2 separate regions of the Mus musculus genome follow, and region 2 is linked to region 1. The links are chromatin loops, found by intact Hi-C in ENCODE. Cell type or tissue: gastrocnemius. All regions are shown on one strand. Each heading gives the region's core, and the rest is flanking DNA. Links, peaks and the distances in the headings are about the cores only. Region 1 holds the start of Tigar (Trp53 induced glycolysis regulatory phosphatase). Region 2 has its middle 27 kb from the start of Fgf23.

Region 1 (15,898 bases), core at 3,467-11,466:
TATAAAGAGGAAGCTGGACAGAAAAAGCATGCGTTGAAGAAGGTCGCCACAAGGTTCAAACGCTGTCAGCGTTCCTGTGAGCCCTATGAAGCCGGAAACGGTAATCAGTCCCGCTCCGAGAAGCTGTTCTGATAAGCCCTGACTACACAGGTGAGACTCAGCTGCTTTTTATCTGAGCTTTGCTTACAGAAGAACACGTTATTTAATTCTCGGGCATATTTCTTCCTCTCTGCTCCATGTGCTCCATCCTCTCCATTTGGTTAGATCCAGAGAGATTAGAAAGACTGCTGCCACCAATCTGCTTATCGGAACGCAGGTCAGAAAGATTAAGTCTGTCCTACGAGGCAGCTACTGAATCCCAACGAGGAGCCTGAATCCCAACCAAGCAACGCCTTGAAACTTCCCTCCTCTTACCCACCCTGAATCTGCCTACCATCATCACCAGGCAAACATGTACTGGGAAGGAAAACGATAGGTGACCTAAAGCCAGATTCTGCTCCATGAAATCTGTCATGATAAAAATGTTTGTTCAGGGTGATGCAGTCGACTGAGACGGAGATCTCGAACTCTCTAATTTTTTCCCTCAGAACTGTAGCCTCTGAAGGGAGGTAAATTGCAAAAGTACCCCCGATGCAAGGAGAAAGGGGGAGGGGAGGGTGAGAAAATAAGGCAACCAGCATAGGATAGATGAGGTGTGGCTCAGCAATTCTAAAAACTCTGGAATTTACTAGGGGGCAGAAAAGGTCACACTGAAAAGTCGAGAGGCCGGGTCATGTCTTCTCGCAATGGCTGGGAACCGTGATCGTGTGCTTCTCCACACTTCTTTCCTCGTGGAAAACGCAAGGCTCTTGACATTTAAGACCCGGCTTCCTCACGCAGGGTGTCGCGGATAAAAGATTGGACACGAGAGGATGCAAAGAAAAAGCACATGGAAAGCCCACCCTCCCCGGATTGGAGCACGTAGGGACCAGAAGAGACCCAGGCCAGGAAGCTCCCGGCAACTGCGATACTCACTGGCGGATAACGGTCAAGGCGAAGCGCGGCATTTTGGCACAAGACGCGTGAGCCACGACCCGGCTCTGCAGCAGCACCTCGCTGCGCCTGACTCTGGGACCACTTTGCCTGCACTACTTCCGTCTGCACGGCGGACCGGCCCCGTAGCTATTGGTCGAGGCGGCTGAACGTCACCACAGGGTTGCCAATAAAGGTGGAGCCTGAAACCGGAGAAGCCCCGCCCAGGCCAGTGGCGCTTGCGCTCCTGCGCGCCAACCTGTGATTGGCGCCTGGCAGGTGCGCGCGGCCCCGCCCTGGGTTAACGCCCTGGAGTCTTGCCAGAGCTAGACCGCCGCCTGCACCAGGGACAGATAAGGACTGCTTTGATTGTTTTATGCTGAACTGATTTGAGGAAGGCGTGCAAGGTGTAGTGTGCCTGTAGTGTGCCAAGGCGATGGCTCTCCTCTGGTGGTTACACAGCCAGACTGCATCCTTTGAGGGTTAGCTGTTATCCTTTACCTGGGAAGTGAGGTCAAAGTAGGTATGTAGATCCAAACCAACCTAGTTTCTCTCTCAACTTCTTAACCAAAGACTTTTGTCAGGCCACTTTCTTGCCTTCTGCTTTGCTGAGCCTGGTCCTCCCAAACATTATTACCAAGTATTTTCGCTAATGCTGCTATCATTTATAATTAAGTTACTCTAGAGCTCTCCACTGATACCTGTTGTATTAAGAGTTTAATTCAACCATTTCTTAAAATAATTCCTATTGTAATGAACGTTATCTCTGTTGCACTGATCTAGAGGAAAGTCGTTTCCTTAAAAACAAATGCAGGGACAAAGGTTCTGTATAAAACCCCTCGAGAGGGGTTGGGGAGTTGGCTTAACCCTTTAAGAGCCCAGATTATTTGCTCCTCTGGAGAACCAGGTTCAAAGCCCAGTGCACCCACAGAGGCAATCAAACATCTGTAACTGCAGTTCCAGGAAGACCATTTACTTTCTGCTGACCTCTGGGCTCACGTTATGCACAGACATTCAGGCAGAGCACCTAGACACATAAAATAAAAAGAAATATCAACAAATAAATAGATGTCTTCAAGACTGAGACTGAGCCTCTAGTCCTCAGCCATATAATAGGAACATAGGGACAAAAGGGCTATAGGGGCTGGAGGTCAACAGCCTGTGCCCAGCCAGCCAGGCCTGGCCATCTAGCCTTCCTAAGACAACTGAGAGCCAAATAAATAGTGAGGGAAAAAAAGGAGGAAAAAGAGGTTTATTCAGTGTATCCACTGTTCCTCACCTCAGTCCATTGGTGGGATCCTAAATTTTCTCTGAAATTTTAAATGGAAGCTAAGAGATAGACATGCCTAAGCAGCCCAGCCACCAAGGTGTAGTCGCCCACAGAGGAATGTCTCATCTCTGCCTATCTCTAGCAAGTGATGTTCCTTCCAGAGACTGTTCCCTCCTCTGACTGCCTTCAGGACTTTTTCTCACTCCAGCAAGAGATTCCCGGAGAGATGGAGAGACTCCCAGTCTCTTGGGATCCATTGTTTCAACAGACTCATAGCCAAAGAGAGGGCACAAGAGTCCCTTTTGGCTATATTTATTTTTACCAAGTATGGTGGCACATACCCTTAGCCCCAGCACTCAGGAGTCAGAGGCAAGAAAATCTTCTGAGTTTTAGGTCAGCCTGGTCTACACAGGGAGTTCCAGGCATCAGGGGTTACATTGTTAGCCCCTGTCTGATGATGATGATGATGTGATGATGATAAAACAATATACTGGCTAGTTCTATGTCAATTTGACACAAGCTAATGTTATCTAAAAGAAGTTGTCTTAGTTAGGGTCTTATTGATGTGAAGAGACACTGTGATGGCTATTCTCAGTTGCTAATTTGACTGTGTCTGGAATGAACTTCAGTCCAAAAATGGGAGCATGGCTGTGATCCAGATCTTGAGGCTGGAAGATTTTGATCTGGATTTTGAAGCATAGTGGCCATGAAAAGCTTAGGCCCAGGCAAAGTGATACACCCCTTTAATCCCAGGAGACAGAGGCAATCGAATCTCTAAGTTCAAGGCCAAGCTGGGACAAAGCAAGTTCCAAGTAAAGAACAAGTTAGGTCCAGGCACGGTGGTGCACACCTTTAATCTGGGCCTTCCCCTCTGCTGGAGGCCGACATGGGAACAATGGACAACCTTCTTCCCTGCCTGCTTGCACTTTCTTGCCAGCACATCTGTCGGAACCTACTCCTTCAGCATTCCAGCTTACGCAGAAGACCAGCTGCAACAACTAGCCTCGTGGGACTGAGCAACCGCTAGATTCTTAGACTTCCCATTCACAGCTGACCATTGTTGGGTTAGGTGGACTACAGACTGTAAGTCATTCCAATAATTTCCCTTACTACATAGAGACATTACAGAACTTCTGTGACTCTCAACAACCCTGACCAGTACAGATACCATGACCAAGCCAACTTGTATAAAGGTAAACATTTAATTGGGGCTGGTTTACAGTTTCAGGGGCTCAGTCCATTATCGTTAAGGCAGGAAGCATGGCAACATCCAGGCAGGCATGGTGCAGAAAGGGTTGAGAGTTCTACATCTTGATCTGAAGGCATCCAGTAGGAATGGGAAGTGATACACCCCTTTAATCCCAGGAGACAGAGGCAATCGAATCTCTGAGTTCAAGGCCAAACTGGGACCAAGCAAGTTCCAAGTAAAGAACAGGTTAGGTCCAGGCATGGTGGTGCACACCTTTAATCTGGGCCTTCCCCTCTGCTGGAGGCCGACATGGGAACATATAGGGAAATTATTGGAACTATGGAAACATTCCAATAGGGAAATTATTGGAATGACTTACAGTCTGTAGTCCACCTAACCCAACAATGGTCAGCTGTGAATGGGAAGTCTATCTTCCACACTAGGTGGAGTTTCAGCACTAGGAGACCCCAAAACCCACCTACACAGTGACACACTTCCTCCAACAAGGCCACACCTCCTACCGGTGCCACTTCCCATGGGCCAAGCATATTTAAACCACCACAGAAGGGAACCTCAATGGAGAAAGTTCTTCCATAATGTCTTGCTGTAGGAAATTTTTTTTAAAAATTAGTGATTGATGGAGGAGGGCCCAGCCCATTATAGGACTGGTACTATTCTTGGGCTGAGAAAGCCATGCGGAGCAAGCCCATAAGCAGCACTCCTCTATGCCCCCTGCTTCAGCTCCTGACTTCAGGTTCCTGCCTTATTTGAATTCCTGTCCTGACTTCTTCAGTGATATGCTAAAATGTGGAAGTGTGAAGTGTACTCAAAATAAACTCATTCCTTCCCAGCTTGATTTTGGTCTTGGTGCTTTATTACAGCAATCGAATTTAGATGACTATGACATTATAGACAATATATATATATATATATATATATATATATATATAGAGAGAGAGAGAGAGAGAGAGAGAGAGAGAGAGGCAGGCTGTTTAACTATAGGCCCAAGCCTTACATGGGTCATAATTAATGTTGGATGTGTTGTCTTCTTGTATTTTTCTAAATCCTTGCATTTGACAGTCTATGTGTGGTGATTTCCCAATTATAGTTTAGATAAGAGATAGAATGTTTGAGACAGATTCAACAGTGTATCATTGCATTTGACCTTGTAGCAACTGGGAGGGAGACAGAATAGGTAGGCTTTCTTATCTTCAGTACAGAGATGAGAAATGTGGCCCCAAAAGAAATTAAGGCGGTTTGTCTAGGCTCACAAAGCTAGTTGGCACACGGCTATTTCAGAGACCCTCAAACTCTATTCCCAATGGATGACCCTGTAGAGGAATTTTAATCCAGCGACATGGCTGTTCCCACAAGGGATCCCATTCAAAGACTTAGGTCTGTGTGATCTTGCCGGAACAACTGACCTTTAATCCCTCTGGCTAAACACTAACATGCCCTTAAATCACACTTTAAATCCCAAGCAAGTGATATCTAATTGGTGATTCAGAGAAAGAATTGATAAATTAGAGAAAGATTTTACAGAATGAGTCAGAAACAGGGTATGCCCAACTCTTATGAGAATAGAACAGGGGGCTGGAGAGATGGCTCAGCAATTAAGAGCATTGTCTGCTCTTCCAGAGGTCCTGAGTTCAATTCTCAGCAACCACATGGATACTCACAACCATCTGTAATTCGATCTGATGTGTCTTCAGACACACCTCTTCTGGTGTGTCTGAAGACAGCTACAGTGTATTCACATACAATAAATAAATCAAGAGAGAGAATCCCAGAGAAGCCAGTTTGAATTCGTCAGCTTGGAGATTTGGGCCAGAATAGCTCAGTTAAACAACCAATAAGAGCTCAGAAAGAGAAAGGCTGAGTGTATTCAGCAGTAAGCCTCTGAGAATAGAAGTTCCGTTTACATGACCCAGCAGAGCTTGGGTCTTGTAAATACAAATACATGGCCTTCCACTGTATTTATTTTTAGGTTGAGTTTTGGTTGGTTGGTTGGTTGGTTGGTTGGTTGGTTGGGTTTTGGTTTTTCAAGACAAGGTTTCTCTGTGTATCCCTGGCTGTCTTGGAACACACTCAACTGTAGACCAGGCTGGCCTTGAACTCAGAGATCCGCATGCTTCTGCCTCCTGGGGTGCTGAGATTAAAAGTATACACCATCGTACATGTCTCTCCACTTTATTTATTGAAACAGGGTTTCTCGATGAACATGAAGCTCCATGGTTCATCTAGACTAGCTGGCCAACAAGACCCAGGGACCCTCCTGTCTCAACCCCTAACCCCAGCACTGGGAATAGAAGCATGCACCACCATGTACATAGGCAGGGGCAGGGAGACCAGAAGCTCAAGGTCACCGGGGCTTGCCTTTCCCGAGGGTACTAGGGAACAAACTCAGGTACTCATGTTTATGTGACAGGTTAATTCACATGTTAATTCACAGCTTTTAAATTAAGTTATTTAATGAATCTAAATAAAATTTATTGAAAATTCACCAGAGTATCTAAAGTAGTTGATGAAAAGAAATACAAATGGCAGGCTAATTATCAGAATCTATCGTTACGCAGTGAATCCAGACAGTACTGTTACCCCATAAATATGTGCAGTTTTTATATACCAATTATAAAACTATTTGCTAAACTAAAGAAGGACTCACCAGAATGCAAACAGGACCCTAAGTCTAAAGCCAAAGAAGACAGTGTGAAACATGCCTCTAACCCTGGCGCTCCAGAGTCTGGGGCAGGAAGTCTCAGGTTGAAGACCACGTAGCTAGTTCAGAGGTCCAGGCCTAGCGTACCTATTACCTACTCTCCCAAACAAGCCACAAAAAGAACAATTGCCATCCAAGTATAGACTAGGGGCTTTCAGGGGCCAGAGAACTGCAACTCTGCGAGAGAGGGCGCTATCTGCCACGGTGCTGCACAGGCAAATCTTCGCAGGTTTCCGAAGGCGGAGGCAGTGGTTTATACCGGCATTAAAGAGGGAGATGCTTGGATTTACCGGCAGGAACCTTCGTGCACCGCCGCTGTCATAACTGATTACATGCCGGACCCTGAGGGAAGAATAGGGTCCTGGAAGCCACAGAAAATCAAGACTACACAGTAAACCATCTGTTTTACGCAGCCACTGAGAAATAATAACGCAGCCAATGATCCAAGCAAGAGGGGCCTGCCAGGCCCACTGTGCCCAGCTCTCCGTCAGCTTGGTAGCTGGGGGCGGAGGAAGATTGGTTTTGGCAGTCGGTCTGCCAGCACCTGACATCTGTTACCAGGATGATGTTCATAACTGCCAACCTTTTCACTGACGGACAGTTGAAGGCCGCCTTCTCAGCCCGATGTGCTTCTGGGGACCTCACTATTATTTGAAGACCTGTATCCAGTAATCCCTTTTCATGCCTGGCCGTTTAGCCTGTCACTTCGTGGGGGAAAGAACTCTTTCCCAGGCCAGGTTCATGGCTGTTTGGAAGCTGTAGCAGCGGCAGCATGAAAGGGTATTATGAAAGTCCTAAGTGCTGACCAGGATGGCTTACATTATCAGTGTCTCTGCCAAGAGCCTCAGAAATGTCTTCTTCACTCCTGGACTAACCTCTTTTGGGGAAAAAAGCATTTGTGTTTATGACATTTGTGTTTAAGCCATGCTTCATGTGTATGTTCAAGGTTAGCTGAGCCATGGAAAAGTGTTTTCTTCCTTCCTTTTTTTTTTTTTTTTTCCTCTTTTTTCCTTTTCATTACTTTTTCTTTTTGTCTCACTGTGTAAATCTGGCTGGCCTTGGACCTCTTACATAGACTAAGATGACCTTGAACTCACAGAGATCTGCCTACCTCTGCCTCCCGAGTGCTGGACTGGAATGTTTGTGATACCATATCTGGCTTCTTAGGGAAGTTTTCTTTGTCCCACACTCTACAAAGTCTGCCTCCCATAATCCTCTCGATAATCCTGCAAACTCTCCTACCTTAAAAGGCACAAGACACTCAAAGCTCAAACCAACAGGGTCTGTTAGCCATGGGATTCAAAGCTGGCTCTTACAGCCTAAGCATTCCCCGTCTCTCCTTACAACACCCCAATTCTCCATCTCAGTATTACCACGCAGTGTATAAATGTGTGACAGAGTTAATAATTTTCCAGGTAGATATCGAGCCTTGGGGCTATTGACTGGGAAGGCAACATAGGCCTGGCAGAAAAGACATTTAGGTTGGGGATGTAACTCAGATGGTATGCTGCTTGCCTATGATGCATAAAGACCTGAGTTCAATTCCCAACACTGCATAAATCAGTTTTGTGATCCAAACCTATAATCTCAGAAGAGGAGGCAGAGGCAGGAGGCATCAGAGGTTCAAGGTCATCCTTGGCTACATAGTGAATTTGAGGATGGCTTGAGCTCCTGTCTCAAAACAAAAACAAAATAAAAACAAAAAACAAAAAAACAAAAAAAAAATCGATCAAAAAACCTTTTTTTTTTTTTTTTTTTTTTTTTGGTTTTTCGAGACAGGGTTTCTCTGTATAGCCCTGGCTGTCCTGGAACTCACTTTGTAGACCAGGCTGGCCTCGAGCTCAGAGACCCACCTGCCTCTGCCTCTTGAGTGCTGGGATTAAAGGCGTGCGCCACCACGCCCGGCTATTTTTTTTTTTTTAAAAAGACTTTTAGTTCCTAAAACCCTGGTCTTCTAGCACTAATACCTAGAAAGATTTGAGGTGAGGGCAGAATCACGTAAGACCATAGGTAATGGTATTGAAAAATAAATATTCTACTGTCCCTTTATTTGAAATTTACAGTGACTTGGAAAATAGGACTGAGTGTTTAAATGTCTGATATTTGAGACTTTCTTAGGTGGTGCGGATTACCTCAAGTTTTGGGGTTCAGGGTGATTTTTATTTCAGAGTTTTCTGGGTTTGTGTTATGGGTGTGGAACTTAAGGCTGTGGTACCCTAAAATTGAAAGTCTGAAACTGGAAACCATGAATAGGTCTGAGGGGCAGAAGTCAGGCATCAACCTTGGGTGTGCCTCATCATGAGCCCTCTACCTTGGTTTTCAAGACCGAATCTCACTAGCCTGGAGTTTGTCCAGTGAGGTTAGATTAGGAACCCCCAGGGATCCACCACCTCACATCAGGACCAAGATTGCAAGTGAACCTGGGGCTTGAACTTGGATCCTCAGAGACTTGCATCATAAGCACTTGACCAGATGAGCCATCCTCCTAGCCCCTGCCTGATGCCAGAGACTTTTTAAAGGATCGTATTTTAAAGAAAGAATCTGAGGAGTTTTGACATTTTGCTATGTTGCTGGCCATGTCCAGAAGGCCACGCTGGCCTGATCATGATCGGAAATGCCTGTAGACCCAGAGCTCATGTCTCCTTTTATTCACACCTACATTTTCCTGGTGGTTGCAACATGTTCAGCATCACCAGACCTCAGCTTGTTGTGTCTATAAGGGAATGTGATGCTCTGAGTGATTGCCTGTGCTTTTCCCTACATTTGGAGGACCTGTTCCATGTCTTATTATAGGGAAGGTGACCGTAAAGGGACCAGGAAAAGTCTGTGTCTTCCTGCCTCCTATTGGAGCCAGAATTCTAGTTGTAGGGACTGGATGAGGAGTTCCTGACTCTGGGCAGAGTCTCTGGGCTGAGAGAGGGAGGAAGGGAATGGCAGAGGAGAGATGGAATGTTTCTGTTACATTCAAGAGTAGCAACAATGTTATGGAGAGAGAGAGAGCCACAGTCTCAAGGCTGTGATTTTCCTGGAAGCATTTCACCACATTCAGCAGCTGTGTGTATGAGACAGGCCAATTAGCATACAGGTTCTCCAAGTGGCCAGTCCCGATCAGTTCTCTTTTCCCTGAAGAAATACCACCAGGTAGGTGGGTTTACTTCCTCAACCATGTTTATTTATCACAATTCAGGAGGGTGGACACGCTTGTGGGATTGTGGGTAGGCTTTCGTTTGAAATGCCAGCCTCTGCCTATACTCTCTTATGGATGAAAGGATCAGAAAGGATTCTCAGGGGTTCCACATAAGGGCTCTGATCTCACTCATTAGGATGCTACTATTCTCTTGATTCAACTATCTTCCAAAGGCCTCACATTGTTTGAAAGGATCTCAATATAAGAATTTTTGGAAGGGGGACACAACATACTCCAACCATAAGTGCAGAGTCTAGAAAGCCAGGCATGGCTGTGGTGTGTGCCTGTAATCCCAACTGAGAGGCTGAGGGAGGACGATCATGAACTAAAAGCTAGCCTGGGCTACACAGCGGCAGCCTATCTCAAAACAACAAAGGAAAGAACAAGAGGATACAATGTCTCTGATAGTCAACTGATAGTCTCAACTCAGCTAATGCTCCACACAGCTGTATCTTAGTAATTAATGATTTATTAACTGGTGTCTTTTTTTTTTTTTTTTTTTGGAGACAGGGTTTTTCTGTGTTACCCTATATGTCCTGAAACTCACTCTGTAGGTGAGGCTGGCCTCAAACTCTCAAGATCTGCCTGTCCCTGTCTCCCAAGTGCTGTGACCAAACATGTGCACCACTACAACCCCATTTATTCAATTATATCCTAAGTATCAGAAATCATTTTTTTAAACTGAGGATAGTGACTGGCCTCATTGAGAGATGGCTGGGTTGTCCTACTTGGACAGCTTTGGGACTGCCTTCACTTTTGAGCAACCAGAATGAGAAGCCTAAGCAGACTGTGTGCCTTGGGTCACTTGGGCTTGGTCCGCAGACTGGCCCCTGCTGCTGGGTCTCAGTCTTCTAACACAGTATATGGCCACAGAATCAGCTGCTGGATGGTTGCTGCTGCCTGCAACAGCCTGACAATCTCATGCTGGGAATATCTGTCTCAAAGATGGGACCTTTTGTATAAGGTGTCCCTGGAGACAGAGACTGGGATGTCCAGGGCTCCCAGACAGAACATGTGGACAGCTTAGGCTCTGTGGTGTTTCCACAGATGTGCTGCAAACTCTAGTCTAAGGCTTGCCTTCTTTGTAAGTTGATAATAAAGTTGCAAAGGAGTGGCCAAAATCCATACACGTTAATATCTCTGGTAGCTACAAATGCGGCCAAAAGGATTAAACTTTTTTTCTTAGGCCAATAAGGTATGTAAAATCTTCCATCCTATAGAGATTCTGTAGGGACCAAGAAGGAAGCCTAAAGCCTTCATTCCTACCCCAGACCTTTGTTCCACCCAGATAGCCAGAGCTAAGCTAACAAGCCTGAACTGGCAAAGGAGGATAGAATTGAATTATCAGAGAAGCAGGCTCCCCAAGCCAAAAGTTAATTTTTGAGGGAAAAATAGATTATTGAAAATGCAACCCAAGTAAATGAGCTTGGGAATGTGGTAGTCACACACACTTAGAAACCATATATCCTAGGAGAAACCTAAACAGAATCACTGTGACTCCACCCATGCTAGCAAAGGCGTCCCCAAATCCTCTCTAGCCGGGCAGTGGTGGCACACTCCTTTAATCCCAGCACTTGGGAGGCAGAGGCCGGTGGATTTCTGAGTTCAAGGCCAGCCTGGTCTACAGAGTGAGTTCCAGAACAGCCAGGGCTACACAGAGAAACCCTGTCTAGAAAAACAAACAAACAAACAAACAAACAAACAAACAAAGAATTCTCTCTAAAGGTGCTTCCAATCAGACAGTCCTTTCCTTGTTTTAGGCTTCCTCTTCTTTAAAGGTGACATTCTATTCACCGATGACGTCAGCAGGCGTCATTAGCCTGTCCAATCACTGTACTGAAATCTGCACTTGGCTCAGTTCTCAGCAGAGTCTAACTCAAGTGGTCTGTGCAGTGCGATGTGTGTGGCATTTTGAGTCAGCCACATTTGTTTCCTTGCCCCTGTTCACTTCCTTACTCCAAGCAGAGGGTATTACAGTTACATCTAAAATGTCCCCCACGGGTTCATCCCCGGCTGGTGACGCTGCTTTGGGAGGTTGTGGAACCTCTGGGAAACATGCCTTACCTAGCAGAAGGAAGTTGTTGGGGATGGGCCATGAAGGAGTTCTCTGACCCACCAAGATACAAAGAAGCTCCACGGCCTCCTCCTGGTCCTCTGTAGCATGAGCCCCCATAAATCCCTCCTCCATGATACTGCCAAGGACTTTATTGGTGCAACAAGGAGAATAGCTAATAGAGACCCCATTATATCTACCTGAGTGGGCGAGGTGACTTAATTTGCTTAGCTCCAAAATGGAGTCACACCCACCAGAAGAGACTGAGGGTTGTGAACAGGAAAACTCCTTCTTTCTTTGTTTCTGAGACAGGGTTTCTCTATGTAGCCCTAGCTGGCCTGGAACTCACAGAGATCCTCCTGCCTCTACCTTTGCAGTCCTGAGATTTAAGGTGCCACCATGCCCAACCTTTAAGTGGTGGGACTGGAACCCAGAGACTGTGTACAGCAGGTAGATGCTCTACCACTGAGCTACCCCTTCAGCTTGCAAATATTTCTTTACATCCCAAAGACACTCAGCTGGTGGTTATCTAAAGTCCCTTATCTTGACATCATATGTTGGAAGCATGGGTACCTGTCTATAAAATGATCTTTTTAAAAAGACCAAGTTAGGTGTCCCCCCTCCCTCACCCCCCCCCCACCCTCCTGCTCTGCTTTAGCCCAAGATGATAGCAAATGCAGGTCAAATGCTGGGTGTCAACCTGGCTCTATGTTTTTCAATGAATCGACTCACTTCATTCTGATAACACTCTTGGAGGGATAGATGGTTGTTCTTGAGCTTTGCTTCACAGATAAAGGAACTGAGCTGAGTTTACTGTGAGTCCTGTGAATCACGAGGCAACTGAACCCAGCGGAGGACTGGCAGGGATTCCAGAGCAGGCTTCATACTAGAGTCTCTGCATCCTCCACCAATACACTTGGGCCTGTGACTTCTCGTCTGGCTCTGCCGCTAGTCACCAAGATCAAAGTTTACAGGACCTGGTCAGTGGCAAAGTAGCCATCAAAGACACATTTGTTGATGAAAGGATTCTCATTCAACTCCTTGGTCTGGAGCTCATCCGAGCAGTGAACGGGCGGTCCCTGCAATCATCTCTGTAAAAGAGTTTGGGATAGTCATACTTTTGACCTTGAGCAATGTCTCTCCAACCAAACAGCTTTTGCAAACCCCCTCCGTCACCCCTTCCAGCTGCTATTCAGTCCTGGATGGCCTGCAGCTCCCTATGTGGACCAGGCTAACCTCGAACTCACAGGGATCTACCTGCTCCATAAGCCACCATGCCCAGCAGATTTGCAGTTAAACAAAACAAAGCAAAAAACAACAAAAACAAAAACCCTCCAAAACTAAAAATCTTACAAGTAAAAGAAAATGCCCCTCTGAAGTCTGGAGAGGTGGCTCAGAGTTGGAGAGCATTTGTTGCTCTTGCAGAGGACCAGAGTTAAGTTCCCAACACCCACTTCATGGCTCACAACCATCTGAAACTGACCAAGCCAGTCAGTCAACAGGTTCTCCAGGGCAGGAGCAAGGGTTAAAAAGAAAAAGACAATTAGACACTATAGCATGACCCCAGCCAGTTCTGAGGCTGAGGCAGATTTATTTCTTCCCAGTCTGCTTTTATACCATTTTAATTACATGCAAGCGATAAGGCCAGTTCTATGTTGAGGAACAAACACGGCATTAAACACAGTCAAGGAACAAGCGAAGCAATACACAAAGTTCCATGATCACTCCCACCATCACTGTTTCTCAGGGCTTATCACAATGAGCCCACTTCCCTGTCCAAGCCCCAAATCATATTCTTACCTGAAGCCTACTTCTTTGTTCTAGTTTAAAATTAGATTCCTGCCTGAACTTACTTTCCTGTTCTAAGTTAGATTCCGAGCTTACTTCCTTGTCCTGGCCCAATATCAGATTCCAGCCAAGCAGCCCCCAAAGCTCTCTACATGTAACTCCAGTCCCAGGGGATCCAATGTCCTCTTGCCTCATCAGACACCATGCATACATGTAGCACACATACATACATACATGAAGGCAAAACACTCATACACATAAAATAACAACACCCCCCCCCCCAAATAAAAATGGGAGAAGCTCATGCTTAATGCACATTGGATTGTATCACCCTAGATCACCTGACTAAAACCCTAGGGCAACAGACAAAAGCTTCATTCAGGGGTCTCTTGTCTTCTGGGAGAAGAGCTGGTCCTCAAAGTGGGACGTACTAGAACTGTGCTCTGAGGTTTCAGATAGCTTCCACAGCCCTTGGAGCAATGCCGCTGCACAGCCAGAGGAAAGAACAGAACCTAGACTACAGAGAAATGTCGGGGGGTGGTAGTGGGTAGGGCAGGGGAGTGGGTAGAGGCAGGGAGCAGGGAGAAGGGGCTGAGAAGACTCTCTACTGCAGCCCACCCTGCCTTGAAGCCCTGGGGTCTCCACGACCTAGATTCCCAATGAATTGGTAAGATCTTGACTTTTATACAAGAGATCTCTTATGCTATTTTAGTGACTGTAGGAGTCCTTCTCACTCTGTGCAGGCTGGATCCGGTCAGTCTGGCACCTTTCAAGGTTGCTGCTTCTGGCCTAGACACTGAAGAACACGAAACAAGGCAATAAATCAGGGTCCCAGCTAATCCAAAAGGAGAGACTGTGGGCCCATGAGGGGCCCAGGTGAGGAAGTGTCATTGTTCATGTGTGGGACAGGCCTGACATGGGTCTCTGCAGGCTGCTCCCTACTCCCCTAGGTCAAATGCTGAAAGCCTGGTCTCTAGATAGACCCATGCTAGTGGCTTTGCAGATTGGTTCCACCTATGACACCAGCATCCCCTTGTGGGCATCAAAGGAAGGGCCTCATACTTAAGGCTATCCCTGGACTGTTTGGAGTCAGGAGCTGCAGAAACTTGCCGTTTCCAATTAAATGGGAAGCAGTGTTTTTAGTAAGCAAAGCTTTGGAAGGCTGATGAGGTGACAATAGAGAGGTAGAGGAGGACGAAAGGTAAGCAGGATTGCCGGACTCTTTTTTTCTCTGGCAGTCAATTCTGGCTGCTCAAGTCTGTGAACAGAACTAGAGGCACCTGACCAGTTACCACCTCCAGAAAGGCCCTCAAAACCCAGAACATACAAGTCACCAGTCACCAGGTAATTTCCAGCCTTACCTTCAGGCTTCCCAAGAAATCAGGTAGGTGGCCGCCCTGGGTCAGTGTCTGTGGCCGAGTTTAGCCCACTTCCTACATGTATTTGTGGAGTTTAAAGTCTGTTGTGCTGTGTGTGCTTTGCAGGCTGCCTATCTGAGTACTCACCCCTTCCCTGAAAAAACACTTTTCATCTCTTTATCTTTGGAAAAAGTCAAGGTCCACTTTTACTGTTTCCAAAGAACATGGACATCCTAACAAGTGTTTTCTTCAGTTCATGTGCCGGAGCAAACCTCTCCATTCTCCACAGCACAAGCCCTGCTCCTCTCTCAACACCGGCTCTTGCCACATTCAACCCCAGTTGCTGATCCACCTCCATGCGTTTGCACACAAGCCTGTGTGCTTGGTTTCCTCACAGAGAAGTTCTTCAGCCACAGAGCTGTGGTGCTTCCATTGTGTTTCCTGAAGACCAGATGTAGGCCCTGGATCCTCACATCACGTTGGTGCCACGAACCCTCATGTTCACTGTCAAAAGCATTATATGTAGATACATCTCTTATCTTTATTTATGTATACATCCGTGCCTCACGTATGTATGTGTGTCATGTGTGCAGTGCCTTCAGAAGCCGTAAGAGGCAAAAGAGGGCGCTGGATCCCCAGGAACTAGAGTCACAGTTGTGAGCCCCCTGATTTGGGTGCAAGAGCAGCAAACACTCTTAGCTGCTGAGCCATCTCTCCACCTCTCTCAAGGGCATTTCTGCCACTTTCCTCCTCCCCAGCCCAAGGCCGAACACTATCTGGCAGCTTCTGGACACTTGGTTCACAGAGGGATGTTAGGAACGTCCCTGATAAGCCAACGGAAGGTCTGATTTTGTTGCTATCATGGATGTTTGAGTCTCAGGAAATTTGTTTGAAATACAAAAGCAAGCCCTTTGTGGCAGCACAGAACTTTAATCCCAGTATTGGGGAGGCAGAGACAGGAGTTTCAGGACAGTCGGAGCTAAGTCATGAGACACTCTAACTCAAAACACACCACACACAGAGAGAGAGAGAGAGAGAGAGAGAGAGCGCGCAAACAAGAACAAAAAAGAGAAATACAAGAAATGCAAAAGTATGGGTCTGAAGAGATGGCTCAGCAGTTAAGACCTCTGGCTTCTCTGGTTTGATGCCCAGTGTCTTAGTCAGGGTTTCTATTCCTGCACAAACATCATGACCAAGAAGCAAGTTGGGGCCAGGCATGGTGGCGCACGCCTTTAATCCAGCACTTGGGAGGCAGAGGCAGGCAGATTTCTGAGTTTTTGAGACCAGGCCAGCCTGGTCTACAAAGTGAGTTCCAGGACAGCC
Region 2 (15,898 bases), core at 4,458-12,457, 70 kb before region 1:
GAAGCAGTCACTGGTAGGACAGACATCATCATAGTCATTTGGCACAGGAAAGCACAAATATCATCCAAGGCTAGTGGCACAACTCCAGCAACAGGTTAATACATTGTTGTGGTCAGTTATTATTCAACATCTAGTACCTGTTCTTTCTGTAAATCTTCAAAATGTAAATTTAAACTATCTTAATTCTTTTTATTTAAAGCTTTCTAGAACAATATACCAAAGCCCACTTCTGATGACACACGTGTAGCCATATGAAACTTATTGCTGGGAAAGATTTTTGTTTTTGTTTTTTTCTGTGATTTTTTTCTTCTTTTTTTTTATTAATTAGGTATTTTCTTCATTTACATTTCCAATGCTACCCCATAAGTCCCCCAAGCCCTCCTCCCCCCCTCCCACTTCTTGGCCCTGGCGTTCCCCTGTACTGAGGCAGATAAAGTTTGCAAGACCAATGGGCCTCTCTTTCCATGGATGGCAGACTAGGTCATCTTCTGATACATATGCAACTAGAGACATGAGCTCCGGGGGGGTGGGGGGGGGGGAAGGGGTATTGGTTAGTTCATATTGTTGTTCCACCTATAGGGTTGCAGATCCCTTTAGCTCCTTGGGTACTTTCTCTAGCTCCTCCTTTGGGGGCCCTGTGATCCATCCAATAGCTGACTGTGAGCCTCCACTTATGTGTTTGCTAGGCCCTGGCATAGCCTCCTAAGAGACAGCTATATCAGGGTCCTTTCAGCAACATCTTGCTAGTGTGTGCAATGATGTCAGCGTTTGGGGGCTGATTATGGGATGGATCCCCACGTATAGCAGTCTCTAAATGGTCCATCCTTTCATCTCAGTTCCAATCTTTGTCTCTGTAACTACTTCCATGTGTGTTTTGTTCCCAATTCTAAGAAGGAGCAAAGTGTCCACACTTTCGTCTTCATTCTTCTTGAGTTTCATGTGTTTTGCAAATTGTATCTTGTATCTTGGGTATCCTAAGTTTCTGGGATAATATCCACTTTTTTTTTTTTTATCAGTGAGTACATATCATGTGAGTTCTTTTGTGATTGGGTTACCTCACTCAGGATGATGCCCTCCAGGTCCATCCATTTGCCTAGGAATTTCATAAATTCATTCTTTTAATAGCTGAGTAGTACTCCATTGTGTAAATGTTCCACATTTTCTGTATCCATTCCTCTGTTGAGGGGCATTTGGGTTCTTTCCAGCTATTACAAATAAGGCTGCTATGAACATAGTTGAGCATGTGTCCTTCTTACCGGTTGGAACATCTTCTGGATATATGCCCAGGAGAGGTATTGCAGGATCCTCCGGTAGTACTATGTCCAATTTTCTGAGGAACCGCCAGACTGATTTCCAGAATGGTTGTACAAGCTTGCAATTCCACCAACAATGGAGAAGTGTTCCTCTTTCTCCACATCCTCGCCAGCATCTGCTGTCACCTGAATTTTTGATCCTAGCCATTCTGGCTGGTGTGAGGTGGAATCTCGGGGTTGTTTTGATTTGCATTTCCCTACTGGGAAAGTTTTTATCTATCATTACTATCTTGTAAATGATTTATAAAGTGAAACACTGGTTTCCCCGGAGATAAGGTCATGGCTAGTGCCCCCCATCTCAAGGGATGCTCTCGTACCCATTATTCTCACTAAAAACTTTAGCCTAGGCTATCAGGAACATCTCATAAGTAAGAAAAAGAATAAAAGAAGATAAAACAGATAAAATGCCATGAGAACTACGGCTCAATATTTTTTTCTCTGGCCAAGAGTTCCACAACTGGTTCGAGGAGGACACCTTCCCTTGAAGTTTTTGCCTCAGTCTGTGGAACTTGTCACACAGATTCCACTGGGGTTGGCGTGGCAGCTGTCAGTGGCAGAGACTGAAAGCAACGGTCTCTTTGCAGAGCATGCAGTCTCCATGATGAAGAATTACTCTGCTCAGCCTTTGGAATGTCACATGGCTAAAACAAGGGCTTGTGAGTCTGAGCCAGAGTCAAATCTGCTCCACAGAAGGCACAAGGGAGTCACGGCGTCCGGAACTTTCCAGCTAGAGTGTGGATGGAGAGGAAATATGATGATTTCTTTTACTTGAAACCCTTGAATCCTTTACTGTTTTGGAAAAATCATATTAACATAACCATAGTGTATCATTCACAGAGGCACTCTCTCTGTGTCTGTGTCTCTCTGTCTCTCTCTTTCTCCGTGTCTCTGTCTGTCTCTTTCTCTGTGTCTGTCTGTTTCTGTCTCTCTCACACACACTTTTATTTAACCCTATTTCAAATCTCAAAAAAATCCATAGATAATTTTCAGCAGAATTTTTTTCTTGTTCTTCCTTCCTAATTCCACATGCATCTATGTAACTCCATGTGAGTATCTGTGAAAGCCATGGTCTCCTTGTCCTTGTTGGTTGAGGCACAGTCTTCTCCTGTGGCCCTTGTTGTCCTGGAACTCCAGACCTTGAAGCCTCAGTCTCTAGACAGGAATTACGGGTGTGTGTCAGGACTCACTGCTTCTACTGTCCTGTTATGTAGCTGTGTCCAAGTGTTTAAGGCATTGGACAACAGAGTATGTTAAGCTACTTACTTGCCTTTTCTTTCCCCTGCAGTTGAAGCTTTTATGAATGTATAGGTGAGTTGAATCGACTGTGAGCTTCATTGCACATAGTAAAGATGACAATCCGGAATTTTTGTTATTGTAAGTGTTGGGTGTCAGGGTAGAGAGCTGCTGAATTCCATCTTGCTACTAGAGAGTATGGAGACCCATCACCAAGTGACTCATCGCCCTCCCTGGCCTCTTCCTGATGCTTCCTTGTAAGGTTTTGTCTGATCAGTGGATAAATGTGTCTGATCTGAATTTAGCAGAGACAGGGTGACCAAAGTTGGGACCTTGGGGATATACCAACAGTATTGATAGATATTTTTACTCACTTCCAAACCCCACATTAACTCATGAAGCTTCTATCTGAGGCTGACGATGGATCCCTGAGTCACGAACAGTGTACAGAGTCCTCATCAGGCTGAGGGAGCCAGTGATCTGAGCTAAACGACCAGGACTAAATTTAATCGTACTGAGACCCTTCTTACCCCATCTGGACACCTCTGGTGATTTGCCCATCACCTTGGAGTCCTGGTTTACAAGAAGATGCTGTATTTATAGACCATCTTTCTGGGAAGTGCAAAGGCTCTTTTTGGAGATTAGCTCATTGCAGCAGGGGTGGAGGAGAGCAAGGGAGCCAGAGGCTGGTACTCCTAACCCTGTAAGGCAGAATAATGAGCAGCTGTGGAGGCTGAGCCTCTGTCTGCAGTATGCTCTCCTCTGAGTCCCAAAAGCCTCTCTTGGCCTGACTGGCACTGAGCTCCAGGAAGAGTCTGCTGCTTCTATGATTCTGTAGTTCTCATGGCTGTTGCAACCTGCTGCAAGCTGGCTGCAGCCCCATCTGGGGGCTTTCTGTATTGCTCTGTATAGATACATATAATATAGGATTCCCTTTTTAAAAAAAGAAATGGGATCTTTCTGTGTTACTGCTACCCATGAGCTTCCGGGTATAACTGAGACTTTAGGTGTCTCCATCACGTCTGACTAAAAAAAAAAAAAATGTATTTAAGGCAGCTAAAGTTTGGCGAGTGTCTATCAAGGGTCCATTGTCATTGAAGGCTTGGTCTGCATGGTGACACTGTGGGTGAGAATAGGGCCGTTGGGGGGTGGGATTAGTAGGAAGTTCTAAGGTAGAAGGTCTTGGTAGAAGACTTTTCTGAAAGAATCAAGTCCTAACTATCTTTAGTCTCTGAACTCCTGTTTAACATATGGACTTTTGTTCCCATAGACTTCCACCATAATCCAGTGTTCCCACCAGAGGACAAACCAACAGAGACTCAAACCTTGACCAATGTTAGACTTTGAATCTCAAAAACAGTGATCTACAAAACCTTTTTATCTATGTAAGTCAGCTGCTTCGGGCATTTTGTTGTAGCAATGCAGTGCTGATATATGCACCAAGTTGATGGCATTGGGTAGATGCTTACCATGTGTAACCACCATCACCAATCCTCTTTATGACTCTTTTACCATCATTCTGTGCCAATCTGTAAACCACCGATTTCCAATTCCTCCTCTCTTTCCATCTCATGACAACACCCATCCCACTTCCTGTCTCTGTGCACTGCCTGCCTATTCTACATGGTTCCTGGAGGAAGGATCCTACCACATCTGTACTTCCTCATCTGACTTTTTCCATTAGTGTTATGACTTCAAGGCTCATCCATCACTGTAGGTGCAGGCTGAATTCAAAGACACCTTCTCACATCCAAAAAACCATCCCACATCGGCCTGGTAACTTCCTTTCTTGCACATGATGCTGATGAAGTGGGATGCAGACTAGCTTGACTCCATACTAAGACCATCAAGTTTGTCTTCAGGATCCCTGGTCTCACCTATTGCACAGCTTTCCTGCTTCTTGTGTTATGTTGTTAGATGCAGAAAAGAAAAGGGGAGACTCAATGGAGACTTCAGGCCAACAGCAAGTTACTCCCATATATTGAAGTCAGCCTGGGCTATATAAGACCATGTAGCTTATGACAATAACAATTACTATTACTTATTTCTACTACAATAATACAATAAATTAGTCGTTCTCTTCAGAAATTTCCATTGTTTATATTTGTTTGTTTGTTTGTTTATGTGGGTGTGGGTATTGGTGTGAATATATACATATCACAGTGCATATGTGGAGGTCATAGGGCAACTGGAAGGAGTCAGTTCTCTCCTTCTACCATGTGGGTCCCTGGGCTCAAACTTAGATTGTCAAATTTGGTGGCACATGTCCTTATCCACTGAGTCATCTAGATGGCCTAAAGTTATTCACTCTTCATCCTTAATTTACCTGGATGTCTTGTGTCTTCCCTGAGAGTCCCATCTCAATGCCCCTTCATGCCTTCCGCAGGCCCTTGCCTCCTGGGTGCTTTCCCTACTTCAGCCTTATGTGCCTGTGAAGGTAGAGGGCTATCAGTGCACATCTCAGCTCCATATGCAGCTGGTGGACAATCAACTAGTTCTCAGCTTCATTGACTTGTTTGATGATGATACTTCCTGCCCAGAGAGGCTGTAAAGAGGTACTGTATGAAGCAGATAAACAGGGGGCTGGAGAGATAGATGACTTGATGGCCAAGAGTCCTTGCTGCTGTGGCTGAAGACCTGAGTTTCGTTCCTAGAACCATGTCAGGTGGCTCCTGACTTCAGTTTCAGGGAATCTAATGTCCTCCTTTGACCTCTACAGGCACCTGCACACACACACACACACACACACACACACACACACACACACACCTACATACACATAACAAAATAATTTAAAGAGCCAGATGTGATGGTGCACTCCTTTAATCCCAGAACTCTGGAAACAGAGGTGGGAGGATCTCTGTGAGTTCAAGACTAGCCTGGTCTACATAGCTAGTACCAGGATAGCCAGGACTGTATAGAGAGACCCTGTCAAGAAGAAAGAAAGAAAGAAGGAAAGAAAGAAAGAAAGAAAGAAAGAAAGAAAGAAAGAAAGAAAGAAAGGAAGGAAGAGAAGGAAAGAAAGAGAAGGAAAGAAAGAGAAGGAAAGAAAGAAAGGAAGAGAAGGAAGGAAGGAAAGAAAGAAAGAAAAAAAGAAAGAAAGAAAGAAAGAAAGAAAGAAAGAAAGAAAGAAAGAAAGAGAGAGAAGGAAAGAAAGAAAGGAAGAGAAGGAAGGAAAGAAAGAAAGAAAGAAAGAAAGAAAGAAAGAAAGAAAGAAAGAAAGAGAGAGAGAGAAAGAGAGAGAGAGGAAGGAAGGGAGGGAGGGGGAAGAGAGGAAGGGAGGGAGGAAGGAAGGGAGAGAGGGGGAAGAGAGGAAGGGAGGGAGGAAGAGAGAGAAAGGGAGGGAGGGAGGAAGGAAGGAAGGGGCAAACATTCCTGGTACATTTGCCCCAACTAGGAAGTAATGGATTTTATCCACCCTCATGTCACCGGCATTTATAGAAATTATCTGCTGCATGAGCGACAGGCTGGGGACTAGACTGACAGGCCCAGAGAGCCCCAAATCACAGCCATTCTGGCAGCCTTCGGCCAATTTTATTTGGTCTGCTTTGAAATGCTGGAAAGGGGCAGCTAGAAATGGGGTCTGGGGGCTTCCACACACACACCATTGAAATGATCCCTGCCTGGCTTGGTACCCAGACTTTTGAGCATGGGAAGCCTGTATGAGAGTCAGGCAGGGCTCAGAGAAGCCCCTCAAGCATTTCTGTTACCCTGACCCACCCTTAAGCCTCTGCTTGCCCAGCCCATCTAAGTTCCTGGCAGGGGAAGGCACTGTAGGAGACTTACATCATTACCCTGATGCTAGGTTGCTTGCTGGAAGCTACTCTAGAATGAGGTTCTTGGCATCTCTGCTGAGCTCTGCCCCATGGGGAAAGGCGGGGGCTCTGGAAAGGATTTCTGGACCCCAACATTCGGGGATGTCTGCTTCAAGCTAAAGGCTCCTTCAGTGGACTTACCTTTCTTCATGTGAAGGAACTGTAGAAGACACATGTGCAGGGGGCCTGTCATAGGGTCTTGAGAGGAGTGGCCCGATCCTGGTCTTTGGATTCAAATAAATGAGTTAATAAATAAATAAATAAATAAATAAATAAATAAATAAATAAATTGTAAGTCCTGTCCAGACTTAAAAGCTCATTAACTCCCCCACCCCCAAATAATCCTAAGTCCTTCCATGAGGAAATGTTCTACTTCTTTTTGAGAAATCGTCACTTGCATATACGCCCAGTCTATTAGAAGAAATTCAGAGATTATTCATTGTTAGGAGCCATTCTCCGTTAACCATCAAATATGCCCACAGCAATTGTCTCTTGGCAATAGATCGTTGTGAGGAGGGGCTGACCTTGCATCCAGGCCTTTCCCCAGACCCGTGCTATGGAGTCAAGAGCAGAATGAACATGAAGAAAGAGAAACTTTATCCCAGAGAGCAAAAAAAAATTAAGAAGGGGCTCCAAAACCCCGATAATCAGTATAAATACAGTTTAGTCTGAATTTTTAAAAACCTAAGTGCATGATATAGCACAATGAAAAAATTCTACATTTTAAATCAAAATGATCAACCAGCCTTAATGGATTTTCCTCGGTTTTCTTCTGTTTGCCTTTTGAAGGCAGGAGTTCTCTGGCTATCATGACATCCCCAATCAATGACCAGTATTGACAGGTGAGCCTGCCTGGGAAGAATATACAAATAGACACACTGAGAGTACACAGGATTTAGCTAGGGAAAAAAATGATTAGAAAACTAGTGTTCCTAACTGGGACATGAAAAAGCCCTTCCTATTCATTGAGCCAGTTGGTGAATGAGATCCGTGACTGATGGTGGCTAAGTCAGCTCCGGGTTCTGAGCTGCCTACATGGACTGCCAAGTTTTCTTGTCCAGGCAGCAGGGCTCAGAGGTCCTAAGACCCCTTTGGCTTTCTGCCACAGAGGCACTCCAGAGCCAGACGGATCTCTTCCCCACATGCCCCGCCCCCTGCTTACAGTAGTTGTGAGTAATTCTAAAGGAAGCTGATGGGGAAAGCCCTGCACAGCTATGGGAACCTAGTAAATAGGTGCCTGGGCCACAAGATAACACAAGGTTCCTGTCACCTTTGGTCCCTCTGCTGTGATTTTTGGTAAGCATTCCGACTTCGGCCAACAAACAATTCTAGGAATCAAGGGAACATTGAATCCTTATGGCTGAAAAAAAAAAAAACCCACAGGGGCTAGCGGGCTAGAATGTTCCTTTCAGGCTGAACCCACTCCAGACACCACTGCATTCTGAGCTGTCTTTAAGGTGTTGCTCAGAGTTGCCTTGAAGCATCTGTCCTGGAAGTTTCCAAGAAAAGGAGTTCATTTTAAGTAGCACCTTTTCCCATTCAGTTCAACGTAGCTCCATTGTTATCTCCCCATGATGAGAGGAGCGGCAGAGAATAAAGCATACAGAGTCCCCATGCCAAGGGGGTCCATGCATAGAGGGGAACAGAGCACGGGTGCCAGACACAGACCACATGGGTTCAAGTCCTGACTCTATTCCTTCTAAGATGTATGCTCTTGGACAAGTCATTTCATTCTGAGACTCGGTTTCCCTTTTTGTAAGATGGACACGATCATTAAGTAGCTTTCTCATGGATCTATTCCATGAATTAAAGCTGAATTTCTTAGAACAGACAGTGGCCCGTCAGCAACAAACAAATCAGGTCAGCCATCATTACAGCCCTTTATGGCACTCAAGTAAGTACAAACTGGTCATCAATAACACCCATGGCACGATGTGTATTCTATATTAGAGAAAAATTTTTTTTTACTCTGCATCTCATATAAAAAGAATAAGCAAGAAAGACAACTGTTTCGAGGTAAGGATAAGTTTAGAACTTAATATACCACCAACCTTTTGCAGGCTTCTCCCCTCATCTGCATCTTAATAACAATACATGCTGGAAATAGATCCTGGGCTGTGCAGTGCCTGTTTCCCTGTCAGAGTGCAAACCTACATGACCACACACATATGAATGCTCATATCCACAACAGAAAAAGATAGAGACATCCAAATAGGAGGCTGGGGATGTAGCTCAGAGGTAGAGCGCTTGACTTACTTGCAAGGTGGGGGTATACCCTGGGTTCATCCCTAACACTGAAAAACTACCACTGTGAAAAATGGTTTTTCTTGCTCTTTTGTTAGTGAGGATAGAAAGTTGGGGTGAAGTGCATTTGATATTTTGCATGATCACATAGGGCCTGGGGAGATACTAAAATAACGTAGACCATGAATGGATACATCTGTCTCAATTAGCCAGATTGTTGGGAAACCCGTATTATAGTCTTAACCTTGACAGGAATTGGCTGTTGGACTCTGGGCAATGTGGTTACTTCGTCCGCTCTTAGTCTTTAGATATCTGATCAAGCTTACTAAACCTTATTTCTAGCCCAAACTACAAGTTTCAAAACACAGGCCTGCATTGTATTGCTCCTGTTGTTTTATGAGGTGGGAAGATACATTTTGGAACCATGTAAAAACATCTGGGCAATGGAACTGGAGAGATGGCTCAGCAGTACTGATCGCTCTTCTTAGAGGACCTAGGTTTGATTCCCAGCACCAATGTGGTGGCTCACAACTATCTATAACTCCAGTTCTAGGGACTCTGCTCACATATGGTTCACAGACATACATACAGGCAAACACTCATATATATAAAATGGACTTTCTTAACAATAATAATAAACAACCACAGTTGGTAACGTCTACACACAGTGCTTCAAATCTTTTGAGCATGCTCATTTTGCCACATGTAAATGTTAAAATGCTGTGTAACCATCAGAATAATCTACGATAGCCATACCTTTTGTTTTAATGAGTTTACCGAAAGTTTAACAAGCAAAAATTAAAATAAATAAACATCGAGGATTTGGATGAGAGAGATCACGCAAAAATATCAAATCCTGTGCTTTGAACGTCCAGCAGAGATTAACTGGGGAAGCCCCTTCGAGGCAGCCAGCTGGAGTTCCCAACACAGACGTCCTGGTGAAGCAATGTTCCCTGAGGTGAGCCTTCCAAAGAAAAGAATGAATAACAACAAGAAGATAAAATCACTCAGTTGATCACTCCTAAAGTTCATCAAACCCTGACCAGGGAAGTAGAGGCACTTAGCTGGAATTCTTGATTGAGCGTTCTCTTTTTGGCTAGACTTGAGGCTTCTCATTCTCAGGGCATCCTGTGTACATCACTGAGCAAACAACGTTAGCATCTGGTGGTGATGGTTTACCTTCTCAAAGGCCTGGCGTCTTTACTGTAGGGGTGTTTGGTTATTCTCTTCCCCTTCTGTCACCATCCCCAGAAAAGAGGTCTTGGAGGACACATGACGTAAACACACTTGGGTCTGAAGTGGGAGAGAGGGCCCCATTTCTAGAGACAACTCGTCAATGAACTCAAGCAACACAGGACAGTTTACCAACATAATATACATTGCATACGGTCAAATTAATGCATGCCAGGGAGCGTCTGGTGGTTTGATTCTTTCTCTGGAATTGGAGCTAGAATATCTGTTCATGTGCTGTCAAATCATAAGGCAGGCACTGTACCTTCATTTGGGTATAGTGGAGGGCAGTAAAAATAAAGGTCTGCCCTCACAGTGCTTATAACATACAGATGAAAAAAGGTCATGACCCAGAGAATCAACCAGCAACGCATAGACTGAACAGTGCTAAGGAGAGGGCTCAGAACAGGGGTCAACTGTGTTGAGTGCAGAGTGCAGGAGGAAACAGTAGACTAGCTTTGACAAGATATTATAATGAACATCCCTGAGCCTTGGTTTTTGTCACCTGTACGGAGAACTTCCATCTTGGCTATCTTAATGCTAATGTCATGGACTGTTGCTTATATCATGGATTCTGAAGGTTGGAGAGCTGGGATGAGGATGCCGCCACGATGAAGTTCTTGGCATGGGCTTTCTTCTTGGTGGTGTCTTCAGAGAGACCTCGAGTCTTCTCTCCTTCTCTTCCTTTTATGAAAGCATTTATTCCATTGTAAAGGCTTCATTGAACCCTAACCTCCTCTCCCAAGCCCAATCTTCAGATGACCATCATATGGGAGATCAGGTTAATATATGGATTTGGAGATGGCGATACAAGCATTCCTCCCACATCAGGAATCAGCGACTCAATGTTTGCTGGAGTGGTAGGGAAGACACAGAGGCAACCCATGCGAAGCACAACACAGATACATACTGTGCTGGCTAATTTTATGTTAATTTGACACAAGCTAGAGTCATGGCAGAGGGGAACTCAATTGAGAAAATCCTCCGGAAGATTGAGCTTTATGCAAAACTGTAGAGCATTTTCCTAATTAGTGATTGATTAGGGAGGGCCCAGTGCATTGTGGGTGGTGACACTCCTCGGTTGATGGCCCTGGGTTCTACAAGAAAGCAGGTAAAACAAGCCAGTAAGCAGCACCCCTTTCTTGGCTTCTACATTAGTTCCTGCTTCCAGGTTCCTACCCTGTTTCAGTTCCTATCCTGACTTTCCTCAATGAGGGACGGCGATATGAAAGCATAGGCCGAACAAACCCTTTTCCTGCCATGTTGCTTTTGGCCATGGTGTTTCCTTACAACAATAGTAACTGTAACTAAGATACACACTGAGGATGTCCAGGCATTATCTGATGCTGTTCTGATGTTGTTCAGGCAGAAACGCTCTTGTGGGTCAGAGGTGGACCTGTCCCCTACTCATTGGAAAACGTGGCCAGTGTCAAAGAGCAGGACAGCTAGGCTAGCCCTGAGAAATGGTTAGCTCTGCTCAGAAAGTGATTGGCACAGTTTCTTACATAAAGGGTAATCATTTGGTAAATGTTTTGGGTGGATGGACAATCAGGTAGTCTACAAAGTTGTTCCTAGAAGTTTCTTGTTTACCTTATTAACAAAATTACCAAACATTTCTTACTTGGATTATGCTTTTCTGCCCTAAATAGTTTTGAGTCACAAGAAAAATGTTCATGTGTACACCCCCACATGAGAAACAATACACATGGAAACTGGACCCCCAGTTGAAATCAGGACACCCCTCCCCAAGTCTTTTTTAGAAAGAACATTCCACGCATGATCTGGAACAAAAAGATACTTTCATAGAGTATCTTGAATGTGGTTGTGTGGTTGCTGAGCTACAGCGGATTAGTCTTCCAACAATTTAGAAAAGCCCGATGAAGAAGGAGAGAAAGGGGGCTAGAAGGTGAGGGAGCTTGGGGGGAGGGGGAACGTGCCTGCAGGAATAGCTCTCTCCCTCTCCCTCTCCCTCTCCCTCTCCCCCTCCCTCTCCCTCTCCCTCTCCCCCTCCCCCTCCCCCTCCCCCTCTCTCTCCCTCTGTGTGTGTGTCCGTGTGTCTGTGTGCTGAGAGAAAATATTTCCCAGCACCAGCATATGAAGAAGCTGTCAGCATTTGCACACCCACATTTCACATGATGTAATCCACAACTATAGGAAATAAGACACAGTTAAGAGTCTAACTTGAAATACTGAGAAGAATGCAATGATAAAATAAAAGAATACACAGCACAGATATAAGTCAGGGTTAACACTGTTGTCCTCCCTAAAGAGCACGGATAAACTAAATATGAATCTAAGACCTCAGCTCCCTAAAATACAAAACCAAACCAAAGAAATGAGAGCCTAGACCAAGCAGCTCAAGCCAAGAGAACCAAAGATGAACCAAAGATATAACAAAGGAAATAGGGACAATCATGTAAGAGTCAGAAAAATGTGGTCATAAGGGTCATTTATACCAATTGAACTGTCAAAATAAATAAATATGTACAGAAATAAACAAACAACATTCTTGATTGATATTATGCCCTTCTTCCCAACCCCTCAATGAACTCTTGTGTTTGAAAGCTCAGTCCCCAACTGGCAGCACTATTTTGGGAAATTCAGGATATGGGATTAACCAAAGAAAGTAGGTCACTGGGTCATGTCCTTGGGGGCTTAATCTTTCCCTTCACCCATCTTTTTTTACTCTCTCTGTCTCTTGCCCTTAACCTTTTCCCTATTCTGTGATAGTCTGCCTCCCTGGGAGCCCAGGACCAATGGAGCTAAGGACTGCAAACTGAAATCTTTGGAAACACACATCATTTTCCAGGAAATAAACTGTTCATACCTAAGGCTACTTCTGTCAGGCGTTTTGTCACAGCATGGAACTGAGTAACGAATGTGACTAACAATCATCAATTATGATTTCATAAATAACCTTCCACCTTTTCTCACAGACTGGAGAGGAAGAATTGTGTATGTGCACTGCCATTTATCCATCCCTGTTAAGTCACAGGGATAGCATGTTCCTGGTGTATGAGACCACAGGGGTCTTCTGATGTTACTGTGTCAGCCCCAGCTGCATGTTAGTCACCCCTTCAGATGTCTTAGTCAGCTTACCTGGGACAATCAACTTATAAATTGAAAAGGCTCATTTGGCTCATGGACTTGGAGTTTTCAATCAATAATTGGGCATCCCAGAGCTCTGGGCCCCGTGGTGAGGCGAGTACCATTGTGTGATGAAGCAAAGGCAAGCTTCTGACAGGAAAAAGAGGCTGGAGTCCCACAGTCCCCTTCAAGGGCACGCCACCAGTGGGACTCACGGGCCTTTAAGTAAAGGTCAGTCCACTAGCATGTGGAACTTTAGAAACATTCAAAATGCAACCAATAGCAGGGGCTTTTCCTAAATGTTTTGAGTTCTGTTAGGCTTAGCAACTGCTCAAGGAGCATGATCCACAGTCTGGGTAGAGAAGGAATAATCTTTGCCAGTTGCTTCATTCTACATAAGGAGACTGAAGTCCTATGTGTGGGGCAGGGTGGAGTGCGGTGGGGGGCACCACACTTAGAGACAATGCTGTTTTTCAGGCTTACAGGAGGTCCATCTGGTCCCCACATGTGAACTTCAAGGCTGCATTGGAAACAGCCTTCGATGTTCCCCTTACGTAATTACACCATAATGAGTTTCAACTTTCCCTTCAAGCTCAGGGGAATGCTGGAATGCTCCTGAAATTCCACGACTTTCCCCTCAAGTCCCCCTTGAGCTTGTCTGACCTTCTGCATAGGTAAGGGAAGAAAGACTTGTACTTCTCATAATTTTATAAATAAAACTATAAAGAAAGATTGGAAGTGGTTAGCATTTCCTATCTTATGTCTCAGAAGCAAAGGTTTTGGCTGAATACGTCTTCAGTCACTTATTCAAGTACTTGAATTTTTCTTTAAAATTAGATCAGATTGTTACATGATTTTTTTTAATGCTTGGTTGTACTTTTTAAAATGACCAAGATGTCAGACTACTCAGAAGTGCTCAAATACACATGAGAGAACCTACACACCCAGCTTATTTAACAATCAAAATAAAGCTAGCAGTCACGGTGACACACCGCCAACCAAGTGACTCCCTTTTAGTTAGGCCAGGCTACCTGGACTCAACTGATCCTCTCTGATAGAGACCCCTCAGGCAATATGCTCCAAACAGCAACTTCTGGCACTGCTTAAATGCTCCCTGCCTTTTGTGCATGTGATTTCTGGTTTCTTCCTGCCCATATGAGCCGTACTTGTCTCTTTTCATTAATGAGGAGATGAGAGGAGGTGAGACTACAGTCAGGCTTCACAATGCAACAGTCAAGGCCCCTGGCTGTAGCCTCTCTTCCCTCAGATTTCAGGCTCTTCCTGGGTCACATCAGTTCTTAGACTCTGAAACGGGAATTCACTGCTAACAAGGCAGTGGGGAAAGACAGAGAAAGCTGGAGCGAGAGAAGGTGGGAGTAGCCAGAAAGACCCCGTTCACTCTTTCTACTCCCTCACAAGTTTTTGCTTCCCAGTCCAACTGAATCCGTGCCTGAATGGAGACGTTTTCTGAGAAATGATCCGCATCCCTGTCCTCCTTCCTGGACCATCTTTGGCAGATGCTGGCCGGAAACAAGCATTCTCTTGTCTTTACGGGAATGGCATCCTTGCTGCTCTTGCTGGAATCAGCATGTCAGTTCTGCCTCTTTACCCATCTCCCTCAGTGGGCAGCAAGCACTTACTCAGTCCATTGTCCAGCAAACATTGCTTATGAGACCTCTTGTGTGCTCTGATAAGTATTGGTACCTCAGTGATGGTTATGGTTACCACCACTTAGCTTAAACCCTGGCCCTGTGGTGGGGGTCAGTCATACCAGAAAGACAACACACATGGAGGGGAATTTTGAAGACCAATAAGAGGATGCTTCCAGAAAACAACTTAGTGTAGAATAATATGGTTTTAAAGGATATTTTGATTGTATGGGCATGGGTGTTTTACCTGAATGTATGTCTGTACACTACACGTGTGCAGTGACATCAGCAGCCGGATAAGAGTGTCAGCTACCCTGGAACTGGAAGGCTGGGAGCTGCAGTATAGATGCTGGGATGTGAACAGATCATTTGCAACCGATCTTAACTACCGAGCCATCTCTCCAGGCCTGAAAAACATCATTTTATACACTAACTCTCTTCATTAAAAACAACATTCAAAAACAAATTTAGTGCACATGAATTGTATTATAAACATACTAAGTAAATGACTCTTTTAAAGTCCATGAGGAAGATGCCTTCAAAACTATAGAAGGTTGTGTCAAGTCCCATGATCTTTTTCTGGCTTTTACATCTTATGATCGTTTGAGCTCAACACATATGTAGCTTAAGTCTAAAGTCAAAGGATAAAAACTAGTATCAATAAAAAGGCTACAATCAATACAATCTGATTAAAGTCAGATTAACCTAAAATTAGGTTAAATCTGGGCTTTACATAGCAAATTGCAAAATATTAAAATTTGGACTGAAGACATGCCGCAGCCGTTAAGAACACATACTGCTCTTGTAAAGGACCTGAGTTTGGTTCCCAGCACCATGTTGGGTGGTTCTCAATACCTGTTACTCCAGCTCCAGAGGTAACAATGCCCTCATCTGGGCTTCAAGGGCACCTGCACCAAAACCACACACACACACACACACACACACACACACACACACACACACACACAATTAAAAATAAAACAAACACTAAAGATTAAACTTCTGAGTCTCACTATTAACACCTCTAAAGGTTCTAGATAAGCTGAAAATAAATGCAAAATATGAACATATTTAATACAGGTGGTAAACACATAGAATTCATAATTGCTTATGTAGATTGACAAATGAGCCTAAGAAACAATTGCAAGAAGTCAGTGAATGAGCTGTTGTATTGGAAATGATTGGAGTCAGTTGACACAAGAGGCTAGCAGCCAAAAAAGGGGTGTGTCCTCACCTGACTTCTGTTTCTTCACTCTCTGCTCTGACCACTCAGACATGACACCCATCCTCTCTGAGCCCCAGATACTTCACCTGGGAAACAAAGGAT

What was found. A loop is a pair of places that touch in the nucleus more often than their neighbours do. Peaks named below come from ENCODE experiments on the same cell type or tissue, not always from the same donor. Only the 100,000 strongest peaks of a DNase experiment are listed, where the experiment ranks them.
Region 2: it touches region 1 in a loop (2.4-fold over the local background); 2 of 42 quality-filtered maps call a loop at or near these places.

The regions. Positions count from the first base shown.
Region 1 is chr6:127,108,422-127,124,319 of GRCm38, forward strand. Tigar (Trp53 induced glycolysis regulatory phosphatase) reads right to left here and starts at 1,131. Exons shown (of 6, transcript NM_177003.5): 1 at 1,015-1,131. The coding sequence starts at 1,046. In gastrocnemius, for the core only: no CTCF peak of the experiment used is centred there; a DNase peak (open chromatin) is centred at 6,687.
Region 2 is chr6:127,037,610-127,053,507 of GRCm38, forward strand. No RefSeq gene overlaps it. Among named protein-coding and RNA genes, the nearest start is that of Fgf23, 27 kb to the right of the region's middle. In gastrocnemius, for the core only: no CTCF peak of the experiment used is centred there; a DNase peak (open chromatin) is centred at 7,465.